Regions from separate parts of the Homo sapiens genome. Here region 1 is linked to region 2. The links are chromatin loops, found by intact Hi-C in ENCODE. Cell type or tissue: heart right ventricle. All regions are shown on one strand. Each heading gives the region's core, and the rest is flanking DNA. Links, peaks and the distances in the headings are about the cores only. Region 1 overlaps RNF152 (ring finger protein 152). Region 2 overlaps RNF152 (ring finger protein 152).

The links. A loop is a pair of places that touch in the nucleus more often than their neighbours do. Peaks named below come from ENCODE experiments on the same cell type or tissue, not always from the same donor. Only the 100,000 strongest peaks of a DNase experiment are listed, where the experiment ranks them.
Region 1: it touches region 2 in a loop (2.1-fold over the local background); 1 of 110 quality-filtered maps calls a loop at or near these places.

The regions. Positions count from the first base shown.
Region 1 is chr18:61,799,791-61,808,777 of GRCh38, forward strand. RNF152 (ring finger protein 152) reads right to left here. Exons shown (of 2, transcript NM_173557.3): 2 at 8,277-8,987. Among named protein-coding and RNA genes, the nearest start is that of LINC01544, 56 kb to the left of the region's middle. In heart right ventricle, for the core only: no CTCF peak of the experiment used is centred there; no DNase peak of the experiment used is centred there.
Region 2 is chr18:61,861,154-61,870,140 of GRCh38, forward strand. The region is part of intron 1 of RNF152 (ring finger protein 152); the gene reads right to left. Among named protein-coding and RNA genes, the nearest start is that of RNF152, 27 kb to the right of the region's middle. In heart right ventricle, for the core only: no CTCF peak of the experiment used is centred there; no DNase peak of the experiment used is centred there; H3K27ac peaks cover 1,828 bases.

The DNA.
Region 1 (8,987 bases), core at 2,992-6,991, 61 kb before region 2:
CAGCCTCAATTCAGCTTATCTCTCTAGAACCTCCCATTGAGATTTGAATGCAGGTCTTCTCAAGTAGAGTCAGTTGGTTACTTGATAAATACTGTATATTCCCAGAGAAAAGGGAAGGTTGTTTTCCCTCAAGATCTCGCCCTCAGAAAGGAAGAGGTAGCCCTCATTTACATCGTCATTGTCCTTTCTAGTATGAGGTTCATATGCTTTGGACAACAAAGTTCTACCTGGGTTAGACACATGGGCTAGAAACACCTACACGTGTGAGCGCACACACACGTAGCAATGCTTTGCTGAGACCTCCCAATATGCCAGGAACTGTCCTAAGTCTTTTATTTGCCTTAATTATTTTAATCCTCACAACAACCCTCTAAATCAGCTACTATTACTATCCTGATTGTAATATGAGGAAACTGCTAGCTTTATTTTACTTTATTTATTTTTATTTTTTGAGACAGAGTCTCATTCTGTCACCCAGGCTGGCGTGCAGTGGTGCCATCTCAGCTCACTACAACCTCCGCCTTCCAGGTTCAAGTGTTTCTCCTGCCTCAGCCTCCTGAATAGCTGAGATTACAAGCACCCACCATCATGCCCAGCTAATTTTTGTATTTTTAGTGGAGACGGGGTTTCGCCACGTTGGCCAGGCTGGTCTCGAATTCCTGACCTCAGGTGATCGGCCTGCCTTGGCCTCCCAAAGTGCTAGGATCACAGGTGTGAGGCACCACGCCAGGCCAGAAACTGCTAGGTTTAGATCCTTATACAGGTCACCTGATATAATTGGTATTTTAAAAAGGCAAATAGAAAAACATAAGATTTAAAACCTGTTGTACAATGAAGGTGAATTATATTTAAAGTGAACATTTCACAACTACATCTACAAAAGTTTACACCTTCAAGCTGGCCTAAATCATATTTTGCTTTGTTTGTTAGGTCTTCTCACTGGGAAGATAAAGTATCACCTCGTAATTTGGATTATTTTACGCTTTGGCATATGCCGTATTTACTGAGCACCTACTATGTAGAGAAGACTATGTAGAGAAGACTGCTTTGGCAACTGTTGGGAAAACCAGTGATATATATCTGATCTTGCTTTTGATCTAGTTACAGTCAAGACTAACACATGCTCACACACACTCAAATCTTTCCCCTCCCAGTGCCAAGATGGGGTGAGGCAAGGGAGACCCCTGAAGGAGTGAGAGCCCCCTAAAATGTTCCACCCTAGGCGCCTTGCCTGCCTCACCCCAGCCCTGCCCCCTGCCTCTTAAACCCGTACCAAGCAAGCACCATCATTGATACAACAGAATGGAGTATAATCATGTATTCAAATTAATGGACTATGGGGAAAATGCACAGCATCTGTAGATGGTCAAAGTAATAGGGCGGATAGAGCCTTGACATTAGTTAATTCTGATTAACAACCCAGTTGCCAAGCTAGTCAGCCTTGAGCACGAACATTTTGAGGAAGAGGAAATGATTTTATTTCAGGAAGACAGCCGAACAGAAACAGCTCATTAAAATGGGTTTGATGGGCGGGAAAGAGAAAGCGAACTATTCCCCACAGCAATTGCAAGACGCTAAGTGCAGAAAATGATGAGATCTGCCAAGAAAAAAGACCCAACCACGCCGAATATTCCAAAACCGTTGGTGCATCTGAAGCCTAATGTTACTAAATTGTCTCAGCAGACAATATGACTTAGACACTCATTCATCCAGCAAATATTTACTGAGCAGCTATTACTCTCCTAGGTGCCGTGGGATGCAGTGGTGAGTGGCAAGAATGGATAGATGAAGTCTATCAGTGACATTCCAGGCAGGAGCAGGGGGCTCTCTGCTGCCAGTGGTGCCGACTTCAAAATATCTCATAGGAAGTCTTCCCCATTTCACCCCACATTCACTAATTCTGCTTCTCTGCAAAATTTACTATTTAGTCCATCCTATATTTTATAAGCAAAACATCACTTACATAAACAGAAGTCATTGTAAGATTAATAACCATTTCCATATAAATATACAAAACTATCAATATCTTCTTTGTGAAGGACTGGAGAAGCTGGACTGAAACTTAAGGAGGTACAAACATTTTACATAGGAATGAAGTTTACCTTTCCAAATGTGGGTGATGAGGCAACAATATGGGATTTTTAAAAAAGTAGACAGTTTCTTGGTTGTCTGACATAAAGCTAGAAAGAAGGTGTGATTTGTCCTAAATGGTTGGGGCAGGGGGTATAATTTAATAGGAAACTTAACCAATGCACATTGGGATCTCATGTGTTTAAAGTACATAAAAACTGATAGAAATTTATAGAACATGGATAGTTCTTGTCTTCACTATATCCTGAGCATATTTGAAAGTAAATATTATAACTATTGATTTTATTCCATGAAATTGTATTTCTATTAAAATGATGTTTTATGAAATGGAAAATTGCTTTGTTTCTCATTTATATGTATTGCCCATGTTCATAAATTCCTGTTTTTGTTTGCCTCATCTTCTAGGGAGTGGTTCTGAATGCATGGCCCTCTGCCCACTTGGGAGGGCCAATAGGTTTTACTAACAGGTTGCCCACCAATCCCAAAACTTCTTAAATGCCTGAATGAGACCAACTCATTAATAACTGCCTACAGATGATTTGCTAAATTTTGCAGTTTTTGAACCAAACGAGTGGTTTTCAGAGCTTAGAGAGTTTAGCAATTGCTCCAATTCTGTATTTTGCTAATTCAATATTTTCCCAACATTGCTAGGCTCCTACTGCATGTGCAAATAGTTGAAATTCCTACAATTTGTGGGAAGGATACTTATTATCAGTACTGTCTTGAATTGATCATGTTTTTCTTAATTGCTGTTCTTCTTGCTTAATAGCAAATTATTGTTGGTTTTGCTCATCATTATCAGTTTAGTTTGTTGTGGGTTATTTTTAGCCCCATAATATGTAGTAATGAATATTTATAAATTTTTAGACTATAATTTTCTAAAACTAGACTCTGATATGTATGCACTGCATTTAAGTATGATTCATCCATACCCTTATTGCTAAAGCAGATGTATACATATTTCCCCCATAATTTGCTCATGTGAGAAAATTTCATTGGTAATGCGTGCAGTACATTTTAGCTTGCGAATTACTTACAATATACCATCAAGGTAAATCTAATATAAGTATTGGGTTATTTTATGTTTACATGATATTGTTTTAAAATAAAAAACAAACCATGAGCTAATAGTTCAATCTTCTTATGTAAATATGAGCACTTAATTTATAGGCTGGTTGGTTGGTTTGCTTTGGGCCAGCCTTTGATTATCACTTCAAACCAGAAACGAAAGGAGTAAGTCAAAATAGTGAATTATCATTCAAGGCCAGTATTCCCCCAACTGTGTTCTGCTAGACATCAATAGACATTCTGCAAATGATGGATTCTTTACTCAAATAAATTGGGAGAAAGTGATACATATTATGTTCCCATTTTAGAGATTTCCAGGGCCCCTTAGCATATTGTGATGGTTAGTTTTATGTGTCAATTTGGTTAGACCATAATACTAAAATATTTGGTTAAACACCTTTCTGAATGTTGCTGTGAAGACATTTTTTAGATACGATTAACATTTAAATCAGTAGACTTTGAGTAAAGCAGACTGCCCTCCATTATGTGTGTGGGCCTCATGCAATCAATTGACGACCTTAAGAGAAAAAAGACTGACCTCCCCCAAAGAAAGGGTAATTCTCCCAACAGGCTGCCTTCGGGCTCAAGCTGCAGCATTATTTTTCCCCTGGGTCTCCAGCTTGATGACCTACCCTGCAGATTTTAGACTTGCCACAGTCCACAATCCTGTGAGCCAACTCCTTAAAATCTCTCTTTCTCCCCTTCCCCACCCCCACCCCCAACACACACAATTGGTTCTGTTTCTCTAAAGAACCCTGACTAATCTACATATTAAAGGCTCTGAAAAGTTATGCAATTAAAAAAAAAACAAACCTGTTTAACCTAGTATTTTCCCAGCTTATTTAATCACAAAACATTTTTCATAAAATACCTACTGTTAATAATATCTCAAAACACAGCTTGGAAAATGCCCTTTTCCAGACTATACCTTAGACAGAGGTTTATTTGCAGCCTGTGTCAGCAATATTGGAGTCTGAATCTGTCTAATTCAGAAACTAGTGGCACAAATATTGGAATAAAAGATTCTACGCATTGTTTTCTTCTGCACAGAGCATAGGCAGAAGAAAATAATTACATGTTATATGAACATGATGAAGTAAATGTCCATTGCAGAGCCAGTTTCCCACGTATTATGTCTTATGAAAAAGTATCTACCTATAAAATCAACCCTATAGTTGTGCTTTTGTAAAATGCTCTTCTTTGGGTATCTTAGTCTGTTTGGGCTGCTATAACAAAATACTACAAACTGGGTGACTTATAAGCAAAAATTTATTTCTCATGGTTCTGGCAGCTGGGAAGTCCAAGATCAAAGTGCTGAGAGATGTGGTGTCTGGTGAGGGCCCGTTTCCTGGTTCACACATGGTGACGTCTAGCTGTGTGTTCACATGGCGGAAGGGGCAAAGCAGCTCCCTTAGGTCCCTTTTATAAGGTCATCATTCCCATTCATGACAGCCCTACCCTCATGACCTAATCACCTCACCAAAGGCCTCACCTTCTAATCACATTATCTTGGGGTTTAGCATTTCAACAAATGAATTTGGAGGGGGACACAGCATACAGACCATCGCAATGGATATTCCTGGGGACTGGGATGTCACACTGAAACATCATCAGTTGCAGTGTAATTGGCACAAGACAATGTACAAACAGCAGGGAGGCTAACAAGAGAAGTCAACTTACCCCAGAGAGAAGTCTCCATGCCCTATGCCTCCTTTTTCTCTTGTGATCCCTTCTTGAGTGTGTTTCCAGAAATGTTCCTCACTGATCCCAATTCATCCCTTAGCTCTTATCCTAGAAGCCACTTTTTCCAAAACGCCTTTTCTGACTCTGCTCCTACCCCAAACCCATCAGGCAAGCCCATCAGGCAAGCCTTCCATCTGTCTTCCTTGTTACATGCATTCAAATCCCCTGCACCTCTGCACTGGACCTGGACATTGTTTATTACCAATGCCTGTCTTTCCTACAAGACTCTAAGGTCCACGTGAAGTCAGGGTTCAGAACATGATACCGCAATGTGTGGCAACTTGGCATACTGAGTATTTTAAGCTGAAGGAAATTGAGAAAGCTTCAAAAGCAGGAAGGTCTCTCTGACCTTCTCCACCCTCTTTCTCTTGAACTGGGCCATAGAAACTAGAATTCCACCTGCCCCTTCTTCTCTGAAGCGGACCTTAAAACCTAGGAAGCTCACTCTCTGATCTTCTTCCTCCTTTCTCCCCTGAAGATCCCCATGTGACAGATGTGTCACCCTATAACCAGAGAAAAGAAATGGCATGCAGGGATGCCAGGAGGAATCTGAACAAACAGGTCCTACTAAGTTCCCCCCAACCCCCAGTTTATTACCATAAGATCAGATCCTTTTGTCCTCCAATTATACTTCTGCATGACTGTCCATAAAAATAATTTCTTCTCAGTCTTTGGGTCTTATTTCTGAAGGCTCCCATGTCACATAAAACTTATATTAAATAAATGTGTTATGCATTTCTCTTATTAATGGGTGTCAGCCATGAACCTTGTGATGGGTGAGAAAAGAAGTTTCTCTTTCTCCCCTACACGGTCAGGGACTGTTCCCACTTTGCTCATCTCAGCAGCCATAGTGACTGGCCATCATGGAAACCCTCAGTGAAGTAACAAAAGGTTGAAGGGGCTTTCCTTCTCCCTAATTTTCCTCATGATTCCATAGAAATAATCCTTTCTTAGCTGGGTGCAGTGGCTCACGCCTGCAATCCCAGCACGTTGGGAGGCCAAGATGGGTGGATCACCTGACGTCAGGAGTTTGAGACCAGCCTGACGAACATGGAGAAATCCCCTCCCTACTAAGAAAAATACAAAATTAGCCAGGTGTGGTGGTGCATGCCTGTAATCCCAGCTACTTGGGAGGCTGAGTCAGGAGAATCACTTGAACCCAGGAGGCGGAGGTTGCAGTCAGCTGAGATTGCACCATTGCACTCCAGCCTGGACAACAAGAGTGAAACTCCATCTCAAAAAAAAAAAAAAAAAGAAGAAGAAGTAATCCCAAACCAGAGTGTTTTCCTGACCCCTCTTTTAAGATCTTCACCCTCTTAACCTTGAAAAAAACCTATGCCAAGAGTCCATGAAATGTTCACATATGCATGTGTATACACACACATCCCCACGCACGTCTGTACCTTCACTTACTCTTGCAAATAATAAAAACAAATAGGCGTGTGCCAACACAATAGTGTAAAGAGGGGATTCAAGGAGCAGTAGTTCTGGGGAGTGAGAGAGACTGAATCCAGTTACAGCTGTGTCATTATATGGGTCAAGTAAAATTGTGCAAAAGTTTTCAAATCTATAAAAAGAAAAGCAGATATTCAGTCTTGATTCTAGAAACCCTTCCCCTTCTCCCCTGCCATTTACGCAGCCTAGTGCTATATTGTGTACACTGAAAATGGGTTTCTCTTCCAAGAATTATCTCTGAAAACAAAAGCATTAAGAAAAATAATGTATTGGCAGGTAGACGGGCTTTCATTTCAGGAAATTTGGCGGAGTGTTGGAGGGCTGTGTTTGTGGAAGGCCTGAGGGTGAGGATGGCATGCAGTGAATGCCAGACCTGGTTACCCTCTCTCTCTGCACCTTCATATCCCTCTGCCTGATCTTCAGCTACTCACACACATTCCTCCTCTGCAGGGATCCTGGAGCTGGCATGGCCTCATCCTCTCCTTCCAGGCCCACATCCAGAGGCATAAAACCTGTGCCACCACCAGTAGTGTCATCTGAAGAGGTTGCCAGTGTGTCTATTCCCAGGCAAGATGCACCTATAGGGCTTTCCCAAGACCCCCTCTCCTTCGCTGTGTCCCCATCAAGTCTACAGGTGAGTCTTGATAACATAAGACTATAGATACATTGGCTCCTGGCATGAAGGAGTTAAGACCTGGAGAAGTCAGGGTATCTAAATGCCTTCCTTAAATGCCTCTCTGCCTTCTTCCAATCAAGTCCTTCTGTAGCTGATAGAGAGGTTCAAGCATGAGTAACCAACTCTAACAAAGAAATTCCTACCCACCCACCCACCTCTGCCCCATGCTACTTGAAACCAGGGAAATTCACAGATCAGAAAAGTTTAAATATGCCAAAAAAATTTTGCACATTTAAAAATACAGACTAATACAATACTCCTTGCTTTTTTGGTATAAGAAGTGGGTATTGAATCACAATAATGCCTCTTATTTATTTAGGAGACAAGGTCTCACTCTGTCACACAGGCTGGAGTGCAGTGGTGCAATCAGGCTCACTGTAGCCTCAAACTCCTAGGTGCAAGCGACTTCCAGGCTCAGCCTCATGATTAAACTAGGACTACAGGTGTGCACCACCATGCCTGGCTAATTTCCTCATTAATTTTTGTAGAGACAGGGGTCCCACTGAGTTGCCTAGGCTGGTCTCAAACTCCTGGCCTCAAGTGATCCTCCAGCCTTGGCCTTCCAAAAAGCTGGGATTACAGGCATGAACCACTGTGCCTGGCCACATCTCACTTTTAAAACTGTGGGGATTACTTTATAATTTCCCAGAAAGCCAGAGCATGCTTACACCTGCACCCATGCATATCAGGTCATTGATAGCCCTTAATTAGGAGTAGGGTACCTGCTAAACTAAATTGAAATTCATTGATATGATCCAGTTATCAAAAGACAGGATGCTTTTTATCAAAAAAGTCTCTCCAAAATACCCTATTCATGAGAACATTAATTGAAGGACACCTTTCCAGGCTCAGGGCCAAGAGGCCAAGTCACTCTACCCTACTTCACAGGGGCTGCATGAAGTTGTTCTGTATACGGTGCAACAAGTTGTTCTGTATATGGTTCACTTGGGACCTGGGGCATGCAGCACAATTTCTAAACACTGGAGGATAAAGGAAGGGCCACCAGAAGAAAACCCAAGTTGCAAAGACAAGCTTGGGCTTACTCATTAAAGATGTGTTCTTTGGCCTCTCGGAGGAGCTACTTGAAAGTCACCTCCACTTAAAATCCTTGGCTCAGGATCTTCTTACTGCTTTATCACCCAAGTCTACTAAAATCCTTAGAATAACTGATGATGAAAATCTCAGCCAATTTTTTTTCTTTTCCTGGGGTTAGGAGGGGGGAAAAAACCAATACGTGAGTCTATTTGAAATCATTTTATGAACTTTAATCATAGCAAATGTGTTTTTACGGTAGTCATAAAATCAACATTACCACATATACAAAGGACAAGACACCAGTTTGGCATACAAAAATACCATATATTAAAATTGGGTTCATTGGAAAACTCAGGACTGGCTAAGACACCATCTATAACAGAGAGAGCAAGCAAGAATGCTTTTAAGACATTCAGATTTATAAACAGCAGCTTGATATCCCCTTTACGAAGTCAATATTTGGCAACATTTGGACAATATTTTCTACACAGCCCAGCAGCTCATTTATCTGTAGGGCTATTTGGCCCTTAAAAAAAAAAAAAAAAAAAAAAAAAGCTCCTAAAATAAATAATCCACATAATTGTAAATGAAACACATCAAGGATTTGAGTTAATAGCCTCTGAGCAGCATTAATATAGCCATTAGACTGGAGTATTTGTTATCAAGAGGGCCAGAGAACCCACCGCTAAAGCCGTAGGGTGGGAGGAACCCTGGATTGCAGCTACATGGCTTATGTAGGGAGTTTGTAACAGCCCCAAGCTGAAACCAGCTTCTACACCCATGACTGTTGAGTGAGGCAAACACAAACAAGTGGTGAAATGAAAAAATATATGACGGCAACCAGGATATATAAACTGAAATATTCTTGAACTCATTTTCCCAACAGTACTGACATACTCAAGTCAGGATAGATCCACAG
Region 2 (8,987 bases), core at 2,193-6,192:
AAGTCTACAGTAGTGTACAGAAATGTCCTAGGCCATCACATCCACTCACCACTCACATCCTGAATCACTCAGAGCAACTTCCAGTCCTGCAAGCTCCATTCATGCTAAGTGTCCTATACAGGTGTACCTTTTTTATCTTTTATACAATATTTTTATTGTATCTCTTCCATGTTTGCATAAACAAATACTTATTGTGTGTGTTACAATTGCTTGCAGTATTCAGTATAATAATATGCTGTACAGGTTTGCAGCCTTGGAGCAATGGCTGTACTGTATAGCCTATATGTGTACTGGGCTACACCACCTAGGCTTGTGTAAGTGTACTCACTCCATAATGTTCACATAACAAAATCACCCAAAGATGCATTCCTAAAAATATATCCCTGTCATCAAGTGAGGCATGACTGTACATGTTACGCTTAGTGTCTTAGTCCATTTAGTGTTGCTAGATAGGAATACATGAGGTTGGGTAATTTATAAAGAAAACAGGTTTATGTAGCTCACAGTTCCACTGGCCAGAAGGTTCAAGACTCGGCATTTGGCGAGGGCCTCAAGCTGCTTCCACTTATGGCAGCAGGTGAAGGGAAGCTGGCATGTGCAGAGATCACATGGTGAGAGAGGAAGCAAGGGTGAGGAGGCAGGCTCTTTGTAACAACCAGCCCTCATGGAAACTAATAGAGTGAGAACTCACTCACCAACCCACAGAACATTCATCTACTCAAGTGGGATCTGCTCCTGTGACCTAAACATCTCCTATTAGGCCCCGACCTCCAACATTGGGCATTAAATTTCAACATGAGATTTGGAGGGCTCAGACACCCAAACTATACCACTAAGGAACACAGTGGCTTGGTTAAATTGGAAAAATGAATACAACTCCCTGAGGCCCTCAGAAGAACCTTCCTTCCCAGAAGAAGCTGGACATTCTAATTCAGGTCCTAAGCTGGGGAAGGACCATGAGTGGGAAAAGGTAGGAATTGAGGCTTTTTTCTCCCTTTTTACATGTTAATACAAAGCCCTGCCTCCTCCATCCTGACCCCCCTATCTCCTCTCTGCCTCCTATGCTTACAGAAAGGCACTAGATGCAGTACTTTCATGTCTACCACCTCATTTAATCTTCATGACAATGTGTGTGGCAGAGGAGGCGGCAAAAATTCTCATTCCCATTTCACACACGAGGAAACTAAGGCTCAGTTGGATCAGGGACTGCCCAGAGAGGAGATGACCATCCTGAAAAGAACTTCAGCTGACAAAGCAAGAGCAAGAGGTGAAGAGCAAGAGGCTTTCAAAAAGGTGGGAGGGAAGATTTCTGACTGAGGGGCTTAAGACCCTCCATGAGGGGATCCCACCCTGTGCCCTGGGGACAGGAATGCTAGTGTCATGAAGCTTCGGTAAAAAAACCCAAGCGGACAGGGTTCAAGGAGCTTCCAGACAGCTGAACATGCTGAGGTTCCTGGAGGGTGGCACCCACGGAGGGCATAGAAGCTCCACACCCTGTCCCCCACCCCTCACCCCACGTGTCTCTTCATCGGTATCCTTTGCAATATCTTTTACAATAAACCAGTAAACATAAGTAGGGGTTTCACCAAGTTCTGTGAGCCGCTCCAGCAAATTCATCAAAGCCAAAGCGGGGGTTCTGGGGACCCCAACTTGAAGCTGGTGGGTCAGAAGTTCCGAGGAGGCCCAGACTTATCATTGGTGTGTGGGTAGGGGCAGTCTTGGGGACTGAGCCCTCAATCAGTGGGCTCTGACATTATCTCTGGGTAGACACTGTTGGAACTGAATTAGAGGATACTCAGCTGGTGTCTCTACTTGTGTGCTGATGATTGTTGTGGTGTGAGAACAAAGAAAAAACAGAGAGTTTTCCCTACACACAGCCCAAAATACTATCTTAAAAAAATTTTGAAGACAGGTTAACCAAAGGTTCTGGCAGCCATCCATGTCCAAAACAAACCAAATGTGTTGCCCGTAAAACATTTGCTCTTGAAAAGTAGTCCCTTAGCCAGGCGCGGTGGCTCACACCTGCAATCCCAGCATTTGGAAGGCCGAGGCAGGTGGATCAGCAGGTCAGGAGATCAAGACCATCCTGGCTAACACAGTGAAATCCCATCTCTACTAAAAATACAAAAAAATTAGCCAGGCGTGGTGACACACGCCTGTAGTCCCAGCTACTCGGGAGGCTGACGCAGGAGAATCACTTGAACCTGGGAAGTGGAGGTTGCAGTGAGCGGCGATCGTGCCACCGCACTCCAGCCTGGCAACAGAGTGAGACTCCGTCTCAAAAAAAAAAAAAAAAAAAAAGTAGCCCCTTGACTTTTTTCAGTTGTTCAGGTAACATCACTGTAGACACAATCTGTAGATTCTTCTACTGACTTTTTACATGGAAATAGTTAATATCTTTGGGGAAAAAACTAAGCACATTTTCCAGGCTGGAAAAGCCAAGGCTTCAGCTTTTGCATTCTGTCTCCTTTTGTGCTTCTCAATCTTCAAGCAATCCTGTGTAACCGTATGGCCTGTCCTCAACTAGCATGCTGTACAAAGTGCGTTTTCCTGATTCTGGGCTTCGAAGAGTGCTTGAGAGGTGGGGGCATTACACACTAATGTCCGAGGACATCTGATGACTGGACAAATCTCTTCCCCAAAGCAACACCTGACAAGAGTAAGGAAGTCAGAGCCAGGGCGGAGTGGCAGGTGTCCAAGGTAAGGACAGGACTGAAAGGGTTAAGCTGAACAGCACTGATGATAAGGAACTTGGGTGGTGAGCTCCCGCTCTAATCGGCTGCCTTTTCCATGTATTTTAATCTTTCTCTTTCTGAAAAACACCCAGTCATTGGACATCAGGAGAACCTGACTTCATCTTTCCTGCCCCTTACAGCCACAATCTGTTTCTACCCATAGAACATTTCTGACATCAAACACATGGGTGTCTTCCACCTCAACAACCAAGTCTCCAACTCTCCAACAACAATCGGGTGTCCCAGAATTCAATTCCATTTTGACCCTAACTACCCGGAGTCACAGACCCCACAGGTCAGGGGCTCAGCCCCACAAGTCTGCCCCCATTTCAGACACCAAGCATAAGTCCCAGGCCTCCTGTGCTTCTGACTGACTGGCTATCAGTGGGGTTTCTCACAACCCCCTCTCCGGTTTAGTAACTTGTGAGAACGGCTAGCAGAACTCTGTGAGAATGGCTGGCAGAACTCAGGAACAGTTTATGGCTATTACTGGTTTATGATAACAGATACAACTCAGATCAGCCAAATGGAAGAAATACACAGGGCAAGATTGGGTGCACAGAGCTTCCATGACCTCTTGGGAGGCGTCACCCTCCCCCAGCTCCTCAAAGTGTTCACCGACCAGAACCCTGTCACTTAGGGGTTTGATGGAGGCTTCGCTGTGTAGACATGGTCGATTAAATCATTGCCCACTGGGGACTAACTCCCTCTTTCGCCCTTCTTCCCTACCAGGAGGTCTGGGATGAGGCTGAAAGTCACAACCCTCTAATCACAGAGTTGGTTCCTCTGGCGACCAGCTGGCACTCTGAGGCCAGCTAAGAGCCCACCAAGAGTCATCTCATTAGCATAAGCCAAGGTATGGTTGAAAGGAGTTTATGGTCGGGCACAGTGCTCACGCCTGCCGAGGCAGGTGGATCACCTGAGGTCTGAGACCAGCCTGGCTAACATGGTGAAACCCCGTTTCTACTAAAAATACAAAAAATTAGCCAGGCGTGGTGGCGCGTGCCTGTAATCCCAGCTACTCAGGAGGCTGAGGCAGGAGAATCGCTTGAACCCAGGAGGCGGAGGTTGCAGTGAGCTGAGCTCGTGCCATTGCACTCCAGCTTGGGCAACAAGAGGGAAACTCCATCTCAAAAAAAAAAGGAGTTTATGATGAAAAACAAAAGATATTCCTCTAACCTCTATCACCCAGGAAATTACAAGGGTTTTAGGAGCTCAGTACCAGGAAATGGAGGATGAAAACCAAATATATATATTTCTTATTATATCACAATATCATACCCCTAGAACCTGCAGCCAAATTGTCCGGCACATATACTTGGATACCTACCAATAATCATTCTGGGGAAACCATATCTACAAAATGCCATGCCACATTTTGTCAGCTTGAAAATATTAAACCCTACTGAAAAAATGTAAGGTTTCTTCTTCAGATTTAAATGTCTACTTATTTCAAAATGAATTAGTAGTTCTCTGGGTTTCATAATGTTTAATTCATTAATAACTACAGCTTGAGAATTTGAAAGGAGATTGCTTCCAGGATAAAATTAAATATAAAACTCTAAGCAGTGATTCATGGCTGTTCCTATCTAAATTACTAATCCATGTGACAAACCTGGTTGGCAGCACAAAAAACGCAATACTATTTGTCCCCCATTGCCTTTATAGACTTTGTTGAATTGTTTTTGCAAACTTCCTAAATCCAAGTACTAGATAATCCCCTGCTAGCAGCTTCCATCCCGTTGTGGAATTTAGTTTAGAGTCTCTGTTGCCACAGAGAGTTTCACAATGGACTAATACTTTGTACCTCAGAAAAGAATTTTCTGAACATTAGAGTTTAGACATAGAGCCCAATGGACTTCCAAGGAAACTCACTTTAAGTTGAAGGCAAATATTCCCATGACAGCTGTCCCAATCCCCAAAGAAACCTACAAAAAATCTGCTCAAAAACATTTTTTTAAATGCCTATTTTCTTTTAGTTTGCAAGGAAGGCTAGTCAGCTGAGTGTCAATTACATATCTCCCTGTTAGAACAATCAGGCACTAGAGTCATCATGTTGTCCAACAGATGATATAAGGCTTCTTAAATTTCACCAAGCCCTGGTTATTCTGCCTCCTAAAATTTCTCTCAGGTCTATTCCTCCCACTGCCTGGGTTCATTCTTATGTCTGCGTGGAGGAACAGGCAGGAATATTCCTGGCCATATACTCCCACCTCCAAGGGAATTTGGAGGGCTGAGTGGCACAGGGCCCCACCCCCTGTGGTAACCCCTGCCCAAATCATCACAAAGCCCAGCAAACTAGGTTCTCCCTGCCTCTCATCTCTCCCCAATACCAACCATCCAACCTACTGCTTCTAGACAGCGAGTCGGGCCCAGGTAGCCCCACGGATGGCTACTCCCCACCAGATGCCTTATACACGGGGACTCGTTTATCCTCAGGACAACTTGAGGAAGTCACCCTCATTGTCTTCTTATTACACACCAGGAGCTGGCAGCAAAGATGTTCAAACACTACCCCAAGCTACAGAGTGAGAATCTGCGAGGACAAGATTCACATCCACACTCTCGCCCGCGTTTCTGTGCTTTGAGCCACCTGATCATGCCATCCCATGGCTCCTTAGTACCAAGAGTGAGGCCACACACCCCAGCAGGGCCTACGCATCCTTTGGTGACTTGGCTACATTTCCAGCCTCATCCAACCTATGCCCTCCATCTGCCCTCTATCTCCATCAGTTACTTGCACATGGTATTCCCTGTGCTTCTCCTCCATGTCTCCTCTCCCTGCTGTGTGCTCCTACAGTGACATGTTCATCCCTTCATCAACCATTCACTACTTCCTCCCAACATTGGTGGTGACACCGGGGGTGTGACCTCAAAGCAGCAGCTCTGGCTTTCCCCTACTTGCCCGCTGTCCCCACCGCTGAGCAGCACATGACAAGACAGCCCATAGCTTTGGCACCAAGGAATGCATTAAGGCAAATCATCAGTGAAACTTTAAAAAGCAAAACAACACAAAAAAAACAGACTTAGGGGCTTGTCCCAAAATGACTGTTAGATCCCTTATAAGCTGGGGTGGAGGGATGGGAAGGGCCTTATGTGGGCTTATTAAACACTGCACATCAGGAATTTTTTTTTCTCACCAAACATCAAACATTGCAATCAAGTGAGAGGAGAACACCTAGATGCTCGCCAGCTGAAGTAGGAAGAAAGCCTGTGGCAGATTTTAAATCAGCAAGAGGTGGGAACTCAAGAGTTACCCATGCATGGCAAATACAAAGAGATTGGGGACCGGGTGCGGTGGCTCACACCTGTAATCCCAACACTTCGGGAGGCAGGTGGATCAATTGAGGTCAGGAGTTCAAGACCAGCCTGGCCAACATGGCGAGGCCCCATCTCTACTAAAAATACAGAAAATTAGTTGGGTATGGTGGCATGCTCCTGTAGTCTCAGCTACTCGGGAGGCTGAGGCAGGAGAATCACTTGAACCTGGGAGGCAGAGGTTGCAGTGAGAGGAGACTGCGCCATTGCACTCCAGCCTGGGCGACAGAGTGAGACACCATCTCAAAAAAAAAAAAGAGATGACAAACTGAATCTTCAGCTCAGTCTGGTTTTTATAGTTGTTTCCTGGGAGGAGGGGGAGCAGGGGCAAAGAGATATTTGAAAGGAGTTTGGTTGTTTTGTTTTTTATTTTTTTCATTTTAAGGAGGGAGAGCACCCACTATTGATGAAACTGTTATGGCAACCCCCAACCCAGGGTGAACCGTATGTAAACCAGGCTGAACTCTCCACATCGCCGGCCTCACCATCCTGGGATACAATTCTGACTATAAACTCAGCATCAGATAAACCTAGATATTACCAGCAATGCAGCAGGAAAAATAAAAATAACAACTGAATTCACAGTAATCATTTAAAATGTAAAATACTGCTCTTAAATCCTATAAAATGGCCACGAATGTCCAGTGCACACTAATTCTATAAGGAACCCCCACTGTACTATAAAAATACACAAAACGCACATAAAAATACAACTTTACTATTATGTAAATTTAACCTTAAACAAATATGCTAGCTAACACAAACAATATATTAAATCAATTTTGCTCACCTTCTTAGAACTTAACGAGCCTCCTAGGGGCAATTCAGATACCCCAGCTCCTCACTTAGAAAGCTGTCTGAGGAGATTCATGGTAATGTGTGCAGCTGGGCTTTTCCTGGCTCCTCTCTCCAGTCATTTTCCTCGTAGCCAGCACAGGCATTCAGAACAAGTTACCCACTGTAGAGGTTGGCCTTCGGGTGTTGCTGTAGACTTACAGCATATATCTGTGTTATGTTTCAGGGATGTTTAAAAGCATGTTAAAAATATGTCCCAATATTTCTCTTTTCCTCCTAGCTTATTCCAAGTCTCAAGAGCAGCTACACTGCTCAGTATCAGTTCAGAGACCACAGGACAGAGGTAAACCCAGCCCAGCCACCCCCAGCTGATCCTGCAGGGCACTGGGAAGCCACCAAGGTCATTAGAATAAGTACAGGTTTTAGGTCGGGTGCAGTGGCTCGTGCCTGTAATCCCAGCACTTTGAGAGGCCAAGGCGGGTGGATTACCCAAGAGTTTGAGACCAGCCTGGCCAACGTGGTAAAATCCCGTCTCTACTAAAACTACAAAAATTAGCCGGGCGTCATGGCAGGCACCTGTAATCCCAGCTACTCAGGAGTCTGAGGCAGGAGAATCTCATGAACCCGGGAAGCAGAGGTTGCAGTGAGCCAAGATCACCCATTGCACTCCTGCCTGGGCAACAAAAGCAAGACTCCGTCTCAAAAAATAAAAATAAAAAAAAATAAGTACAGGTTTTAGAAGGAACTTCAAAGTAAATGAATGTCCAGGAAATGAATGAAAAGCATAAATCAGTAGTGTGCCTTGTAGTTATGTGGCAGAAAGACAGAGCAGGGAAGCATGTAGTCAAGTCAGGAGCAGGCATTACAAAGGCAACAGTGCAAAAAGACCAGCAGCATCCACACATCTTCATAGATGACTTAAAATCAGATGGACAATAAATTGCCTATACTTGAGGTTCTTAGGGTTCCCAGTTTCATGATGAGAGTAACTAAAAAGCATTCACCATTTGTAAGAACACAGGTTTTTATAAGCATTTGAGGTTATCAGAAGAGATTCTGAGAATATTCTAACATCTCAGAGGTAATCTCGATTGTTATATAAAATTTCCTAAGTTCACCATGTCTCTCTAAGTAGGATGAGCTAAAGGAAAGCCCAGTCTTAATCATTTCACTGACCACAAAACCCTAATTAGTAAAATCCAAAGAAATAGGGAATGTCTATCCTCAAATTTCAACTGCTAACTCCACAAAATCACTAGGTGGGGTCAAAAGCTGTCAGGGGTCTTCTTCCAATCATACTTCCAAGCAACTCAAGTGTTCAAAGAAAACTGGTCTCCAAGATTCATCTTTTAGGATACATAAAAACAACCCCTACTTCCAAATAAACATGGGCCATGGAGGTATTGTCTCCTGCACCTGACAAGAGATTCTGTTACTGGAAAAGAACTAAATGTGGAATGCCCTGTCACCTCACCACAGACGGCACTAAAGGTGAACACCCAGAGACCCACTTGATAAAGGAACACAAACTTTTGTGTTATTTCCATTTGTTTAGGTTTACTTTACACTCACACCTTCAATAAAGGATGTAGCAAAGTTTGGCATCAAGAACTTAGCTGATCCAGGAGGGTGCCAGGAAGACACCACAGATCATTAGAATAAGTACAGGTTTTAGAAGGAACTTCAAAGTAAATGAATGTCCAGTAAATGAATGAAAAGGAAAACTCATGTAACTGAGTGGGCACACACACACGCACGCACACACATGCACACACCCGGAAGCTTATCATCTTCATAAACTCAGACAAGCCACTTACCCACCAACTTCCTCAGCTTTTATGCATCCATGAACTTGGCACAACAATGATGTAAACAAAAATGAGAAAGTTTATAAGCAGATGTACTTTGGACAGGAAACCATGAAAGAAACAGTGTCACTAGGATTTGCTAGAAGCATTTGTATTCCTTGACAGAGGCTTTTACGTTGGGCTTGTTGACTCTGATTTTTATCCATGAAGGAAAAGACAGGCAAGTCACCATATAACTTGTTATACCATAAAAAAGTATTTCCATTTATTCCAAACCTCACGCTCTCTTGGAAAGAAATAATTTGAAAACATGGAAATATTACGTTCCTGC